2 separate regions of the Homo sapiens genome follow, and region 1 is linked to region 2. The links are chromatin loops, found by intact Hi-C in ENCODE. Cell type or tissue: adrenal gland. All regions are shown on one strand. Each heading gives the region's core, and the rest is flanking DNA. Links, peaks and the distances in the headings are about the cores only.

Region 1 (8,344 bases), core at 206-8,205, 51 kb before region 2:
AAAGGTACCTTGTATGCTTCAGACACACCTGTAAAAACAGAACCAATCCTGTCATATATCCCTGTCTGCTTCACTTTTTTTCAGACGCTGTGAAAAACATGCCACAATAATAAACCCCTTTTCCATCCTAGCCAGCTGGAAAATTACGTGATGCTTGAAGTGACATCATTCAGCTACGACACCAAGCCAGTGGCTGCTCTGAGAAATCTGGGTTAGACAATGACAGCATGGATGTGAATGCCACTAGGCAATGAATCCCACCCTTTTTATTAGCAAATGGCTGTTTTTATCACCATGACATTTTAAAAATGAAACTGTGACAGCTACATTGTCTGAGGCCATTGATCACCCAACATCTCTTATCTCCAAAAGGAAGCCCACTGGCCAGAGGTGTCCTGTTTCAAAGCAGGGAAGACAAGAATGGAGGTAAAGGAGAGCTCATTTTAAACCACTAGTTCCAAAGGGAAAGACCAGGGCCCAGGACTGAGGTACTGGGGTCTTCCAGGGGATAGACAGTCTTCCCTCTATCTCTATCAATTGTTTCTAAAGTGAGCTCAAGTAGCAGTAGTGATAATACCTTAAGTAGTAATGACAGTATCTACAATAATACTCTTTGCTATAGACACAGATACTGTATCATAAACCCTAGGCAAAACCCCAGGATGCTTATTAGGTAAACATAACATCACGAGGAGGCCCAGACATTCCTCCACCTTTTTGACCTTTAAGTTGAACTACATAAAATGCAATAAGTGACCCTTTCCAACTTCAAAAAATGGGCAATTTCATATGGCTCATCCTAATAGACTGGCCCCTCCCCCAAGATCCTTCTCTGCAGATGTGTTAGGAACTGCCAAAAGATCTAGGGAAATGTCCATACTTCTCAAGCAACAGAGAATTAGAAACACTGCTGCACCTCATCATATAAAAGTGCAGAGGATGGCCCTGGGGCAAAAGACGTCCTGCTGTCCTCCGAAAGAGCTGGACCCTCGACCAGTGGGCCCTCTGTCCTTTGCCCACTCAGTGTGAAGCCAGGTGCAATAGGTTAAAAGCACATCCTCAAGTCAACAGCAAAGGCAGAGGCGTGCCCACAGCAGGGAGACTGGAGTAGCATTAGGTCCCACCCTTGAGGGAGCCCAAGAAGATCCGCGGTTGATGTGCTGCGTGCTGCAAGGCTGCCCGAGACCCAGTCCTCGCTCGGAAGCCAGAGGACAAGGAAGCTGGGGTCCTACCCGGGTAGCAAGGTTTCAGATGACCAGTCTGCCACAGGTGCTGGATGCTTCTGCACTGGAGTGCAGGGCCCAGGGTAAGAGAGAGTACCCTGCTTCAGAGCCACTCTCCACAGGTGAAGAGGCATGGCCTAGTCGGTTCACAATCTGCCAGGGAGGGCTCTGGGAAGGAGAACCGGCTGCTTCTAATGCAGGACTAGAGGTGAGGAGGAAAGGTGAGAATGGACGGAGGGCTGCCAGGGAGAAAACTAGTTAAGGGGAAGAAGTGTCCATCTAGGCAGGGACCCGCGATTCAAACGCCTGCATAGCTCTGGCTCACAGCAGTCTTGCCGCAACCGAAATGGGGGAGACAGTCTGGGGAGTATGGATGTGCTAGCGCTGAACCTTGGGAAGGAGTGGGGCTGGTTCTGGAATCCCCAGACACTCGATCCAGAAGGGCTCTTAGAGGCCCCACCCCCTCCCATTCTCAGATGAGAAAGCAAGACCCAGCGAGCTGCAGCCTTCATCCATGGGGTGGGAGCTGCTGTGTGCCATGGCGGACTCATGACAGCCGTTTAAGTCTGCAAGGTATTTCCTTCAAAGCTCTTTTACAAAGGCCCAGTCACCTCAGAACCAACAGACACCCCTTGCCTGAAACTGGTGACTCACCCCAAGCTAGAGGCTTGTGGGGATCTAGGGCAGACATCAGCGTATGCCACCCTGTGTAGTTACATTCACACAGGCTTTTGAGATGGACGTCACACACGTCACAGCAGTTGACTGCGATGCCTTCTCTCTGGGAATACTTGGCCTTTACTTCTGCTGACAAATGGCTACCCTTAAGTTTCAGCCTCATCGTTCCTTTTCTTTGTTTTGGTGGTTGGTTGACCAGTTTCATGTGAGAGGAAAATAACAACAAACAAAGAAAAGAAAACATTTCATACTATTTTCTAAGTATAAAAGCTGTCATCTTTTCACAGTTGTATAACCATAATGGTTTACCTAATTGTTTTCAAATTTTCTCATTCTTTTTTTTTTTTTTTTTTTTTTTAAGGCTCCAAAAATTCACCTTTGGGTTGAACACATCTGTGTGAAAAAAGCCTGGCGGAAAGAAAAACTGGATTATGCTGACGCTCAATGCGCGTAACCTTAACTACAGCATGTTTGCTTCTGCAAACACTACAGTATATGAAATTAAATATTAATAGCCATCACCTCACCCCTTCGGAGAACAGGCCTGAGTCACAGCTCCTGTGTGGCGTGATTTCCATTCACGGACTCACTGTGAACGCTGCTCACGTTACGAAGCCTCAAACCAGGCAAAACCAAAGCAAGTGTGTGTTTTTATTCCATAATGTCATGGGGAACATTGCTTATTTTGGAGGCCAAGTTCAGTTCTCCTGAATTTACCACCTATGACACATTTTAAGACTAATCACCTCAAAACATACTAGGAGAAATGACAAAGTTATTTTTAAGTTAGAAAGGAAAATATTGGAATAAGATGAACATGTCTGTTATTTATCAGTGACGAGATTTGCAGCACTCGGCTGAACTCTTCTGACATTTGAAAGCACCAACATATTTGTATTGGTGAATATATTTCCAGTGCCCCTTATCTGTGCATTGCAAATGGACATAATTAGATTTTTAAACTTTGCATGGGTGGTGTCAAGTATGCCAAAGATATTTAGCTTCCTGGGGGTTTATGGGAGGTCTGGTTTCCCCTCTCTACCTCTGCATGGTCACTGTCTTCTTGATAAGCTTTAGACTCTCAGCAGCCTAAACCATTTGACGGTTTTGTGTATGATGATTACAAAGCAGAGTTAAAGGAAAGAATGAAAGTCAAGCAGCCAGCCCAGTACCTGGCACGCAGCAAACATCCCACAAATGTTAGCTCCCTTTTCCCTTCCCCACTTCTTATACTCTTAGAGGGATAAGTGCTTTCAAGTCAGTGTTCAGAATTGATTCTTCAAATCCCCCAGGAGATAGTGTAAAGTGAACATTCCGCTTTTATTGGTGAGGGGCCAACAAGGGGAGGATGGAGGATTTACTCTGTGGGATGGGATCCTGGCACAGTCAGAGACTGGACCAAAGCTCTCTCTGCCACAGCTTAACAGCAGGGCTCCTGGGCTAAATCGCTTCTTTCGGTGGCCTGCCACACCAAGGTGTGTTTTTAAAATCTGCGCAATAAAATTTAGTGTGGTTGGAGAGGTGGCAGCGGATGGGAACCCACCCACAGGCAACTGACGTCAAAAAACCAGAGGGAAACATTAGGCTTCTCTGTTCTCGAGAAGCTTCTGCTCTGTTAAGCAACCTGAGAAGGAAGCTGACTTTCCATTAAAAAACGGCCACTTTGGCAGTTGTCAGAGACAGCCTGGTGTCTTATACTTCCCCTCTCAGGAAAAGTGAGGAAAATAATTTCCATAAGTTGGAAAGGAAGAAACCAGCAGTTCAAAGAATAGAGCTGGAAAGGAATTTGAAGGGCACTTAGAGTAACCTCCACCTCCAGAGAGCAAATGAGGAAAGAGGCCCAGCGAAGACTGGGGACTAATCTTGCCCTTAAATTTGCAGGGTAGCCCACCCTGTAGGCCACGCTGCCTTCACAAAGCTAGCTAGCTGCCTGCACCTTGGTCAGCTGTTGAGAGGGACATGCCTCGAATTCTAGTCTGAAGAGGGGTTGCTGCAAGGGAGGCTCCCAGATGCCTGGAAGGAGAACTGCACTCTAATGTTGATACCCCGAGGCTGGAGATGTTGCTTTGGAAGAGGCTCTGGGGAAGACTGGTGTGGGGGAGGGTGTGCATGTGTGTGCACACATGCATGTGTGTAAAGGGGCAAAAAAACAGGCAGCCCTTTCCTCCTTACACCTTTCCCCGCGGAAAACAACCTGATGCATGACTCTGTGTCCTGATGCTTGACTCTGTGCCCAGCCAGCCTTCTCCTGGCTGGTCTCTGAGGCCAACACTGTGTACACACAGAAGACGGCTCTCCTTGAAACATGGCAGCTGCACTTGATCTGGACACCAGCCTCTGGGTCTCTCAGTTCTTCAGTTTTCTCCTTTCTAGAGAAGCCCGAGAAGCAGCATGCCAAAATCAAAGAGCAGAGTTGTTCACATGCTCCACACATGCCTGCAGGTGTGGGTCTTCCCTGTGTCTGCAGGAAACCAATGTGTCTGATTTTAAAATACGGTGATGTCACTCATAAGACTGTACTTTCCTTAGGAAATTAGTAATGTCCTTATTTCTAGGGGCCCTTCATATCCATCTTTCCTCTCTTTTTCATTGAATCTCAACAGCTTTGTGAGGGTGGTGGCCTTTTGTTCCCTTCGGGTGAGAAACAAAGGCTCAGAAAGAGGAAAATTCCGACCTGGAACAGCAAGCCAGTGATGCAGCAGAGCCAAAACTCGGGCCCACCTCTCCTTTCTAGTATCAGCTGGATGTACACATGGGGGGAACAGCTCTGTGTCTGTGGGTCACCAGGTGATTCCATTCAGGGAACACACACCTAAGTCCAAGACTGGGTTGGGCAAACAGGACATAGAAGGTGGACAGTGCTGCTGCACCATTCATTGATTCAGCAAATATTAACTGAGAGCCTACATTGCCATGCTCTGTCCTGGGGGCTTGGGATACATTAGCAAACCAAACTGATGTGGACTGGGGTCCTTAGGGAGGTCACAGTGTAGCAGGAAGAGACATTCAATAAACAAAAATATTTTTTAAGTTTTTAGAGACAAGGTCTCACTCTGTTACCCAGATTGGAGTGCAGTGGCACAATCGTAGTTTACTGTAACCTTGAACTCCTGGGCTCAAGCAATCCTCCTACCTCAGCATCCTGAGTAGCTGGGACTGAGTAGCTGAGACCTGGTTAATTTTATTAAAATCTATATTTATAGAGAGGGGGTCTGTTTTTTTATTATTATTATTATTATTATTATTATTTCAGACAGGGTCTCACTCTGTCACACAGGCCGGAGTACAGTGGCTCACTGCTGCCTTGACCTCCTTGGCTCAGGCAATCTTCCCGCGTCAGCCTCCTGAGTAGCTGGGACTACAGGCATGCATCACCACACCCAGTTAATTTTTACATTTTTTTTTTTTTGTAGAGACAGAGTCTCGCTATGTTGCCCAGGCTGGTCTCGATCTCCTGGGCTCAAGTGATCCATCCACCTCGGCCTCCCAAACTGCTGGAATTACAGGTGTGAGCTACTGTGCCCAGCCAGAGACAGGGTCTCACTATATTGACCAGACTGGTCTTGAACTCCTGGGCTTAAGTGATCCTGCCACCTCAGCCTCCCAAAGTGTTGGGATTATAGGTGTGAGCTACCATGCCCAACCAATAAACAAAATTCTTTACTTTTTTATTCTTTATTAAGTTATTCGTTTCTTTCCCTGTCTTGATTCCCACAAATTTTCACAGTAGATACTGGAGGTCATGTTTGGATCTGCATTCTGCTGCATGATCTGCTGTCACTTCTGTCCACTACAGGGCCCCGGCCCCCTCCCCCCAGCCCCTTCTGCACTCCCTGCAGAAATGACAGGGATGATGGATGGTTCCCTCAGTGTCTTGACTGCTTTAGTCTGAGTGTTGGCAGTTGTTAGTGATGGGTGTTATCATCTGATCATTGATAGATTTCATTGTTTGTAGCTTTCTAGCAAGGCTTTTACTGGAAGTCCTCTGTGAGTGTGAGTGTGTGTGCATGTGTTTCCCAGAGCATACTTTATAACAGATTTTAACAAGATTGGGGCAAAAGCGTGAGGTGAGCAACCTCCAATAAGGGCTCCATGATATGTACAGGAAGGTACATTTGAATGATGAGGCTATCCCTCTAAATATAACAAAAAAAAATGACAGAAGAACATGCATATTTACCATTTTGATAAAACTAGAATTTGAAATCAAAATTTTAGTCCTTTTCCTTATTTTACGGAACTCTTAGTTTCCTGCTCCCCCATCTCACCTCTGTTATCTGAGGACGTGGAACAGTTATTTAATGCAATCTGAACCATAACTGTGTTTATAATGTTTTAAAATAATCCTCCTTAAACGATATGTAAGTGGAGCATAAAGAAGCCAATATTTTAATTTTACTGAAAGATTATTGATTGCTCTTGAGCTTGTTATTGAGATGAACGAAACTCATTCTTTTATCAGGAAAAAAAGGATGAGAAGAAGAAATCACATAAAAGAGTAAGTAGCAACTCGAAAATTATTTTCTTGGTTTATTTTATGTTGCAGCTACACAAGCCATCCCTTTTTGTGTGTCCATCAATACGATATCTGTTGTGCTTTTGTACAAAGAACAAAGATGCTTTTATCAATTCTCAAAAGTCTGTAAGACAAACCATTCATGCTGTCAAACCCCCTAAAACCCTTTCAGCAAATAATGAAATCCATCAGTGACAAATGTCAACATACTAATTTGTTAAATGCAAAACAAAAGCAACATTCAGACAAGGCGCTTCATTTCATGTTATATCAGCACTCCAATTTGTACCAAGTTTATGGCAACCCACAGATCATGCAATATTAAACAGGGCTGTATTATAATGACTAAAACTGGAACAATAAACTCCCCTTAGCTAGACTGCTAATAAAGCAGCTGAAATACGTGCTATGATTCTAGTACATTCAACTCCTTCCAAACTACTAGAAATTCTACAAAGATACCTATTGCTAATAATTTGGTTTAACCCAAATATATGGCTTTCAGATGGATAAGAAACTTGAAACACAAAAGTGAAGTCCCAGAGAAGACTTTAGAAATCATTTAATCCAATAAGACCAATTAGAGCAAAACAAAATTCTTAAAGGTATGAAATATGTAATAGGACATTCTTGATTTTTATTATTGGTCATGATTTTCAAAAACAGATATTTTAACTGAAACTATCCCATTCCACAATTCTGGAAGACTTTTTAAAAAGCCCAAAAGAAACAACTCACAGATGCCGAGATTCAGAGCTCTATCTGCAGGGTGTGAGGGAGAGGCTCTGAGTAATGTTTCTCCGTGACTTTTTTGAAAAAAACTGCTTCAAATAATACCCAGTGCCCCATGTGACTTCAGGCCAAGTTCTTTACCTCTCTGGCCTCAGTTTCATATAAATGAAAACCACAGCCACTGTGCAGGGAAGCTGTAGGATTTCTAGTATCATGTATGCAGTGGGTAGGTATTCCATATCTTTTTGATACATGAATGCCTTGGTCAGGCTTTCCTCAGATTGGTTGATTTCATCTCCTTTACTTCTGGAGGGATTAATTTAGTTGGGCTCTTGGGCAGCTCAAATGCAGATGCAGCAAAGGACACTATTCACATGAAAGGAAGGCAAAATTGAGTAGTTACGGTATGTAGTCATCAAATGGCAATCACAAATGTTTTAGTAATTTTTTTTTTTTTTAAGAAACAGAGTCTTGCTCTGTTACCCAAGCTGGAATGCAGTGGCACAATCATAGCTCACTGTAACTTTTTAAACATTTTTTGAACTTTTTTTTTTTTTTTTTTTTAGACAGAGTCTCACTCTGTTGCCCATGCTGGAGTGCAATGGAGCAATCTCAGCTCACTGCAACCTCCTTCTCCTGAGTTCAAGCAATTCTCCTGTCTTAGCCTCCCTGGGATTGCAGGTACCCACCACCACACCCAGCTAATTAGCTCACTGTAACCTTGAACTGCTGGGCTCAAGTAATCCTCCTGCCTCAGTCCTCCAAGAAGCAAGGACTACAGGTGCATGCCACCACACCCAGGCAAACTTGAAAACTGTTTTTTTTTTTTTTTTAGAGATGGAGTCTTGCTACATTGCCCAGGCTGGTCTTGAACTCCTGGCCTCAAGCAATCTTCCCACCTCAGCCTCCCAATGTACTGGAATTATAAGTGTGAGCCACTGCACTGGCAGGTGATATTTTTACAAGTGTATCTAGTTGGATTTCCATGTATCTTCAACCAATTCGATTACTGTAAAGAGATGATGAGGATGACACCTGCTATCACAGATCCATTTGCTACCACTTTCCCCCACAATGGGGCCTGCTGCCTGTTATGATCTTTGAAACAGAAGCAAACAAGCAGAGATACTTCAAGAAACCTGAAATGCAAAAGGCTATCAAGAAAAGGTTTTAAGGCCAGGCATGGTGCCTCATG
Region 2 (8,344 bases), core at 69-8,068:
AAGAGGTTTATTTATCTAACATGGACTAGCCAGAGCTAGAACCCAAGTCTCCTGACTCAACGGTCAATTATGACTTTGAAATGGACAGAATTAGAAGCTACTAAAATCTACTATTTATGGTGTGCTCTGTGTCAGGCACTGTGCTAAGTGGCTTCTTAAACCTGACATGTACAGAGAACTCAGAATCTTTTCTCCTAATCTGCTCCTCTTCCTGTCCTCCCCACATTAGTCAATGGAGCACCCATCCATCCAGCGGCTTCTGCCAGAAACTCGGGAGTCACCCTTGACATCTCCCTCTTCCTCATCATCTCCCCATATAAAACTCTCAAGTCCTGCATTCTCCAGAGCATATCTTGGAACTCTCCAATTTTCCCCACCAGCACCCTCTCCACCCAGGTCTAAGCCACCTTCATCTCCTGCCTGGATTGCGGCCACACATCATCTCATCTCACCATTCCACTGCCACTACTCCTGTCGCTTCATTCTAGAACCAGAAACCTGAGCAATCTTGTCAAAACATAAGCCAGGTCACGACCTGCCCACCCCGTCCCCACCCTTGCCACTGCTTAAACCTGCTGGGCTTCCCAATACGCTCAGAATGAAGCTCAGATTTATATGAGGCCCTGCTTGGTCTGACGCCCTTATGATGCTGCCAATCTCATTTCACGCCAATCTTCCCATAGGTCACTAAATTCCATGAACACTTCTTTCGGGTCCTCCAAAGTTCCAAGTTGCTTCCAATCACAGCCTGTCCTCCTGTATAATATGCCCTTCTTCCTACTCCTGGCCTGGCTCACGTTCCACTGCCCTTCAGGTTTCAGCTTCTACATCACTGCCTCAGAGGCACCTGCCCCAAGGCCCTGCCAGGAGTGTTTCCTCTAACCCTGCATTCCTCCCACACAGGACTGACCAGTTTGTCGTACTCCATTTTTGAGAATATTTGTTTAATAACTATCTATCTCCCCAACCAGACTATAAGCCCCTTGAAGACAGGGACTGTCTCTATTTGTTCATCACTGTAGCCGAAGAATTTAGTGTTCAGTACATAGGACGCCCTAAATAAGTGTCTGCTGAATTTATTTATCAATTAGTTTACAGAAAACTTGAGTATAATAGTGCCTGTCATTTACAGATGAGCAAACAAAAGCATAAAGAACTTAAGCAATATGCCCAAGACCTAGAATAAGTAAGTAGCACAGAAGAGATTCCAACACAGGTTAGCTGACCCCAAAGCCCATGCCCTTAACTCAGATCACACCAGGATGGAATAGGCTGAGAGAAGATATAAGAGGCAGTAAGCCTTGATGCTTACTTGATTCATATGGAACAAATAGAGTCTGTGAAAGGCTGAAAAACAGCTCCCCAAAAGATATTCATATCCTAATTCCTGGAACTGTGAATGTTACCTTCTATGGGAAAAAAAGAAAAGCAAGCATGGGTCTTTGCAGATGTAATGAAGTTAATAAGGATCTTGAGTTAGTCAGATTATCCTAGATTATCTGCATGGGCCCTAAATGCAATCACACATGTCCTTGTAAGAGGCAGGCAAAGGGAGATTTGGCAGACAGAGGACATGGGGATGTGAAGACAGTGCCGACAGAGATTTGAAGATGACCTTAGTTCAGGCTGCTAGAACAAAGTACCACAGACTGGGTGCTTATAAACAGAAATTTATTTCTCACACTTCTGGAGGCTGGAAATGTGAGATCAGTATGCTAGCACGGTCAGGTTCTTATTGAAGACCCTCTTTCTGGTTTGCAGATGACTGCCTTCTCATTGCATCCTCACATGGTAAAGAACAGAGAGGGAAAACAAGCTCTTGTGTCTTTTTGCTTTGAGACAGAGTCTCACTCTGTCGCCCAGGCTGAAGTGCAGTGGCACAGTCAGCTCACTGCAACCTCCACTTCCAGGTCTTCTTTTTTTTTGAAATGGAGTCTCGCTCTGTCGCCCAGGCTGGAGTACAGTGCTGCAATCTTGGCTCACTGCAAGCTCCGCCTCCCGGGTTCACACCATTCTCCTGCCTCAGCCTCCTGAGTAGCTGGGACTACAGGCACCCGCTACCACACCCAGCAGACAGGGTTTCACCATGTTGGCCAGGCGGGTCTCCAACTCCTGATCTCAGGTGATCTGCCCGCCTTGGCCTCCCACAGTGCTGAGATTACTGGTGTAAGCCACCGAGCCCAGCCTCAGTGTGTTTTATAAAGCACTTATAGCATTAATGAGGGCTCCACCCTCCACCCTCATGACCTAATCACCTCCCAAAGGCCCCACCTCCTAATCCCATCACATCAGTGAGTTAGGATTTAAACACATCAACTCTGGGAGGGACATAAACATTCAGTCCATAGCAAAGATGTTGGCGATGTTGGCTTTGAAGACTGGAGTGATGTGGCCACAAGCCAAGGAACATCAGTGGCCACCAGAAGCTGGAAGAGGTAAGGAATAAGATTCTCCCCTGGAATCTCAGGAGGGAGTGTGGCCCTGCTGCCACCTTGATTTTAGCCTACTGGTCGTACTGATTTCAGCCTTCTGGTCTCCAGAACTGTGACAGAATCCATTTCCATTGTTTTAAGTCACCAAGTTCGTGTTAATTTGTTACAGCAGACACAGGAAACTAATATAGAATCCATAACGTTATTTTGCTAAAACACAGAGGTTTACATCTGGAAAGGTTTTACTCCCTACTTCCCCCATCTGTACAGCGCCAGATATTTCAGACACAGATAAACACAGCACCTCCATTCTTAGCACCATTTCCACTATACATACCCTAGGCCAAGAATCAGCATTGAGGAATCGGAAAATCGGAAGACAAAACGATGTAACAATTAACCAGGGTTCTAAATGTGTTTTTGTTTTTTTTTTTTTTCAAACTAGAACTAGAAATGCTTCAGGCCAGACGTGGTAGCTCAGCTACAGGCTGAGCTGGGAGACTTGCTTAGTCCCAGGAGTTGGAGGTTGCAGTGAGCTATAATCACACCAGGGTACGCCAGTGTACGCAGTGAGATCCTGTGTCTTAAAAAAATAAAAAATGCTTCAAAGCCCAGCACTTACGTGAAAACCAACGTAAATGATGTCTTAACATAGCTTCCAAAATGTTTTTGGATCCACAGAGATCTGTGTTTTCATTTTTGCCATACAATAAGTAACCTGTAGTAGATAAGCAACTGCTTTAAAATAGCTAAATAATCACATTCCATGAAATGATAAGCCTGTACTTGCAAGTTCACCTTTCAGCCTCACTTTGGGTCCTTGTTCTGCATCATATACTGGGGTTTGGCTTGAAATACCGTTAACTCACTCTGCTTGAAGACAATCTGTAATTTTATAAGATAGATAGGTAGAAATATAAATTTTAATGGCTTGTTTTAACATCCTAAGAAGTCAAATAATATTTACAAGGTGAGATACACTGAGAAGAAAAACATTTTAACATACTCTCAATCTCTCCTCCCAGAAGACAAGGAAAATGCGCTCCTACCAGAGCAGCCATCTTGCTATTATTCCATCCAGTTTCCAGATGGGAAAGGAATATTAAGTCGTTGGAGATTAATCCTACCAAAGCAAATCGGAAATTTCCAAAGCTGTTGTCAATATGGCTCTGCAGTTTAAGATGAACATACATGAGGTGAATTCGCAGCAGTTAAAACATGGTTGAAGAAATGACGATCATAAGAACTGCTATAAGAGAACATAACACGAACTCTATGATGAGAGGGATAGAGAAAAGATGGTTGAGGAAACTAGGTGAGCTGACTTCAGGTTGCTGAATCTTCACAGAGACAGAAGGGTGAGGATATTTCCATGTAAGAAAATGTCCTGAGCAAAGATATTTTTTCAGAGAGCCCAGAGCAGCTTTGGAAAGCAGTTAGAAAAACTTTAAAGTACTTCACTTACAATAATATGTCCAGAGCAGGAAAGAACTTTTAAGTTCAACAGCCCCATTTTATAGACGAAAAACTGAGGCAAAAACAGGTTAGGTCACGTCCCCAAGGACAAGCACCTGGTAAGTGGCCAAGCTGTGATCCAAATTTGGGCCTTTTAGACCCTCTTCTAGTACTGTCTGTTGGGCCATGAGCGAACTCTTTGCCTCTCCATGTTTATTTCAGATGCTAGAGGTGTGTCTACCAGCTTAAATAATGAATGACAAGCTACCTTTTATTTCTTATAGGCCAATTAATGTTTAAGCACTATGAATCTATCCTATGAGTCGCTTCAACCAAATTGCTTTTTACCAATTCTTTGTAATACGACATTTACACAAATGCCACCCCTCATCATCTACCTGCTTTTTTTTTTTTTTTTTTTTTTAAGACGGAGTTTCACTCTTGCTGCCCAGGCTGAAGTGCAATGGCACGATCTCGGCTTACCACAACCTCTGCCTCCCGGGTTCAAGTGATTCTCCTGCCTCAGCCTTCAAAGTAGCTGGGATTACAGGCATGCACCACCATGCCTGGCTAATTTTGTATTTTTAGTAGATACAGGTTTTCTCTATGTTGGTCAGGCTGGTCTCAAACTACCAACCTCTGGTGATCCGCCCGCCTCAGCCTCCTAAAGTGCTGGGATTACAGGCGTGAGCCACCGCACCCGGCCTTCTGCTGCCTCTTTTACCCTGGCGTCTCCTTGATCTCATGGGTAGTAAATAGCTATTTGGCCCAATTATTTTTACTGAGACTACCTAGCTTTTATACCTGAGTCCTTACCCGCCACACTGAAGAAAAAAACCTGTGCTAACACTATACCTGAGTACAGACACTCAGCAGGTGTGGACGTGTGCATGCTGGTCTATGAACACGTGGCCTGAGTCAAATGCACAGACATGGCACATTCCCAGCCATTCGTGGTCAGGGCCATTAAGCTCTCTGCTGCTGTGCCTCCACCCTAGAGCTGATGCCTGGAAAAGCTGCTTTGTGGCCTCAGTAGATAGAACATAGGGTGTGAGCAACCCCAGGCAAGAAACCTACGTATAAGTCCCATTGCTGGGGTTCTTATTCTAATGTTTCCTCAATGGTGACATCTGATAATAGGAGCATGCCTGTCCTTTGTTATATATATTCTTTCAGTCTCACCCCAGAATCTAAGAAGAGGACACCTGTGACTTTGTATAATGTAGGTTACATAAGGATAATTTATATATTTTCTCTATTTCTAGGTCATCATTTATCAAGCTTAATGAGCATTTGACCCACATGCGAACCACCAGTTCTAGGCAAATTAAAAACAAGATGCCCCACAATTTCTTTTTCTTTTTTTTATTTTTTGAGACAGAGTTTCGTTCTTGTTGCCCAGGCTGGAGTGCAGTGGCGCAATCTTGGCTCACCACACACAACCTCCACCTCCCAGGTTCAAGCGATTCTCCTGCCTCAGACTCCCGAGTAGCTGGGACTACAGGCATGCGCCATCACGTCTGGCTAACTTGTATTTTCAGTAGAGACAGGGTTTCTCCACGTTGGTCAGGCTGGTCTCGAACTCCCGACCTCAGGTGATCCGCCCGCCTCAGCCTCCCAAACTGCTGGGATTACAGGCGTGAGCCACCGCACCTGGCCCACAATTTCTAAATAATAAACTAAAACACGGCCAGGCCTGATGGCTCACACTTGTAATCCCAGCAATTTGGGAAGCCAAGGTGGGCAGATAACCTGAGGTCAGGAGTTCAAGACCAGCCTGGCCAATGTGGCGAAACCCCGTTTCTACTAAAAATACAAAAATTAGCCAGGCGTGGTGGCACACGCCTGTAGTCCCAGCTACTCAGGAGGCTGAGGTAGGAGAATCGCTTGAATCTGGGAGGCAGAGGTTGTGGTGAGCCGAGATTATACCATTGCACGACAGCCTGGGTGACAGAATGAGATTCTGTCTCAAAACAAAAATAAATAAAATAAAATATGCTAATTCTAAAATTATTTTAAAGAATAGGTTCATATCTATGAGCAGGATGATACTGTTTACAGTACTGTTTAGAGTATGTATAGAATCTGACATTTTATACATGCTTGTTACATGTATAATGACAAACAGTTTGAGTTGTCCTCCAGGTAGTTCATTTTCTTACTTTTTGTTTCTTCTAAGTTAGAACATCCTAACTCATATGTAGAGCTCGTTTGGTGCCTCTGTCAGATACATTTGGATGTTCCGATCCAACATAGTCCTACAAATTATGAGGTGATTTCATGTTTATTATGGTAAACATAAATTGATGGGCATATTAAATTCAAGAGCTAGAAGGCTGGGTTAAATGTTCCATCGGGGAAGAGAAATCAACAAATAGATGTGTAACCTGCTTTTGGTTGCAGTTAGCAAGCATGTTTTAGCATTTGGATGTCGTTTTAAAACATAACCTATAGTATGTCATTAGTTCTTTGACTAAGGAATAAAAATCCATTCATTCAGCAAATATTTAGTAGCTACTGGTGACACTGCTTGGCACTAGGGATACAGCTGGAAACCAGAAGATGGTCTCTGCCCTCACATACCTATAACAGGATTTCTTGTGCTTAGCATTAAAAATCTTAATGTTCAGCCTTAAAATAGCACATCATTTGAGAAAGCCACCTAAATAATAGAAATGGCCTTTAGAGACACTGTTCAGTGTCATGTTTTTAATTCATACCACATTCCAAAATCTTTCATGAGGCACCTTTGCCTCCAGTACATGACTTGCTGCCCATTTTCTTCATTTTTATAAGAAATTGTCACATTTTCACAATTCCTTTCAACTACAGTGTCAGCAGGCACAGTACAGACCACCACCTGCTCTCTGAAAATAAAATACTGCCGTCCACCATATTCTAATGCAACTTCTGAGTCATGTAACAATGTCCTTTTTGTCCTTTCTTACTGGTTGCCACTGACCCAACTTACCTTTTTCATTCTCCTTCATGACTCACAATATAATCATTAACCAAATCAAACAAAGCAGTCTTCTCTTACGATGTGGGTTTTCATTGAACAAAAACTCATCAGGCAATTCCCTTTCACATAAGTGCTGCGCATGTGCTAAGAGGTGATTGATAATCTGCCCATCACTGGTTCTGCCCAAGTGTGAAGTAAAAGCTCTGCTAGCATGTACCTATGAGAGTAACTGCTTCTCCATGCGTGTACCATGGATATTATACAATATCTGTCTGATGAAGAATACCCTATTCTGCTTTCTCTGCACATTAAACTCATCGTTAACGTCAAAGCTAATCTTACTAAGCTTTCCAATAGTAGTGCGACTTGTACCTTGTTTTCTCTGTGTGGAGTAGAGCTCTGAATATTGCCTCTGACATTTTTACCTAATTTCTGATATCACTGTAGAATCTCAAATTCAACATTTTCAAATCTCACTTTGAAAAACCACTATTTTGGATATGTTCTGGAAACAATAGGTTTATCTTTGTGTTTAAAAATAATAGAAAAGCTTCATGACTTCATGTCACCATCTGATAAAAGGACAGTACACAGTGAGTGAGGTGAGACTGAATGGACTGCTTGTTCGATAATTTTTTTTTTTTGAGATGGAGTCTCACTCTGTTGCCCACGCTGGAGTGCAGTGGCGCAATCTCAACTCACTGCAACCTCCACTTCCCAGGTTCAAGTAATTCTTCTGCCTCAGCCTCCCAAGTAGTTGGGACTACAGGCACACACCACCACACCCGGCTAATTTTTGTATTTTTAGTGGAGATAGGGTTTCACCATGTTTACCAGGCTGCTCTCAAACTCCTGACCTCAAGTGATCTGCCCACGTCGGCCTCCCAAACTGCTGGGATTAGGGGCATTAGCCACTGCGCCCAGCCTTGTTCAATAAAATCTAATTTCATATAGTAATAATTATTTTTTCCTTTTTTGGCTGTTTGTGTTAAATCATTCTACTCAAAGGAATCATTTGTCTCATCCACAACATATACATTTCTATATCTGTACTGTGGTCCTAGTCACTATAGTTCTAATATTTTTATGAATTCTAATATTTACTCGATTCATTCTATCTCTGCTTTTGCCCTTCAACACTGAGCCATTGAGCTATTTTTTGGAATTGGCGTAGAATACCTATAATCAATGAAAATTTGTGAATAAGAATGGCAGATAATGGAAAAATATATCAGCTGAGGTGAACTGCACTCAGCTGACCAAATACTAGCCAAGACAAAGTGATTAACACTCTTTTTGGCATATATATAATCTTAAAGATGATTAATAACAGGATTCCTACAACAATAATGATTCACACGATTTTTAATTAATAAAATACGTAAGAATAAAATGACTGCATTGATTTTTCCTCTGAAACTGCGAAAGCACCTGCAGATCACCTAACTGACTTTGGGGTATGGTGGTGGGGGGATCCCCCAGTGGTCTTTGAGCC

Evidence for each region. Hi-C counts contacts between places; a loop is a spot of excess contacts. Peaks named below come from ENCODE experiments on the same cell type or tissue, not always from the same donor. Only the 100,000 strongest peaks of a DNase experiment are listed, where the experiment ranks them.
Region 1: it touches region 2 in a loop (7-fold over the local background); 18 of 110 quality-filtered maps call a loop at or near these places.

Annotation. Positions count from the first base shown.
Region 1 is chr9:94,903,262-94,911,605 of GRCh38, reverse strand. All of the region lies in intron 5 of AOPEP (aminopeptidase O (putative)), which reads right to left. Among named protein-coding and RNA genes, the nearest start is that of AOPEP-AS1, 38 kb to the left of the region's middle. RefSeq lists an enhancer at 775-944. In adrenal gland, for the core only: no CTCF peak of the experiment used is centred there; DNase peaks (open chromatin) are centred at 1,195, 1,445, 3,385, 4,025 and 1 weaker place; H3K27ac peaks cover 1,710 bases.
Region 2 is chr9:94,852,609-94,860,952 of GRCh38, reverse strand. The region is part of intron 5 of AOPEP (aminopeptidase O (putative)); the gene reads right to left. Among named protein-coding and RNA genes, the nearest start is that of MIR2278, 47 kb to the right of the region's middle. In adrenal gland, for the core only: no CTCF peak of the experiment used is centred there; no DNase peak of the experiment used is centred there.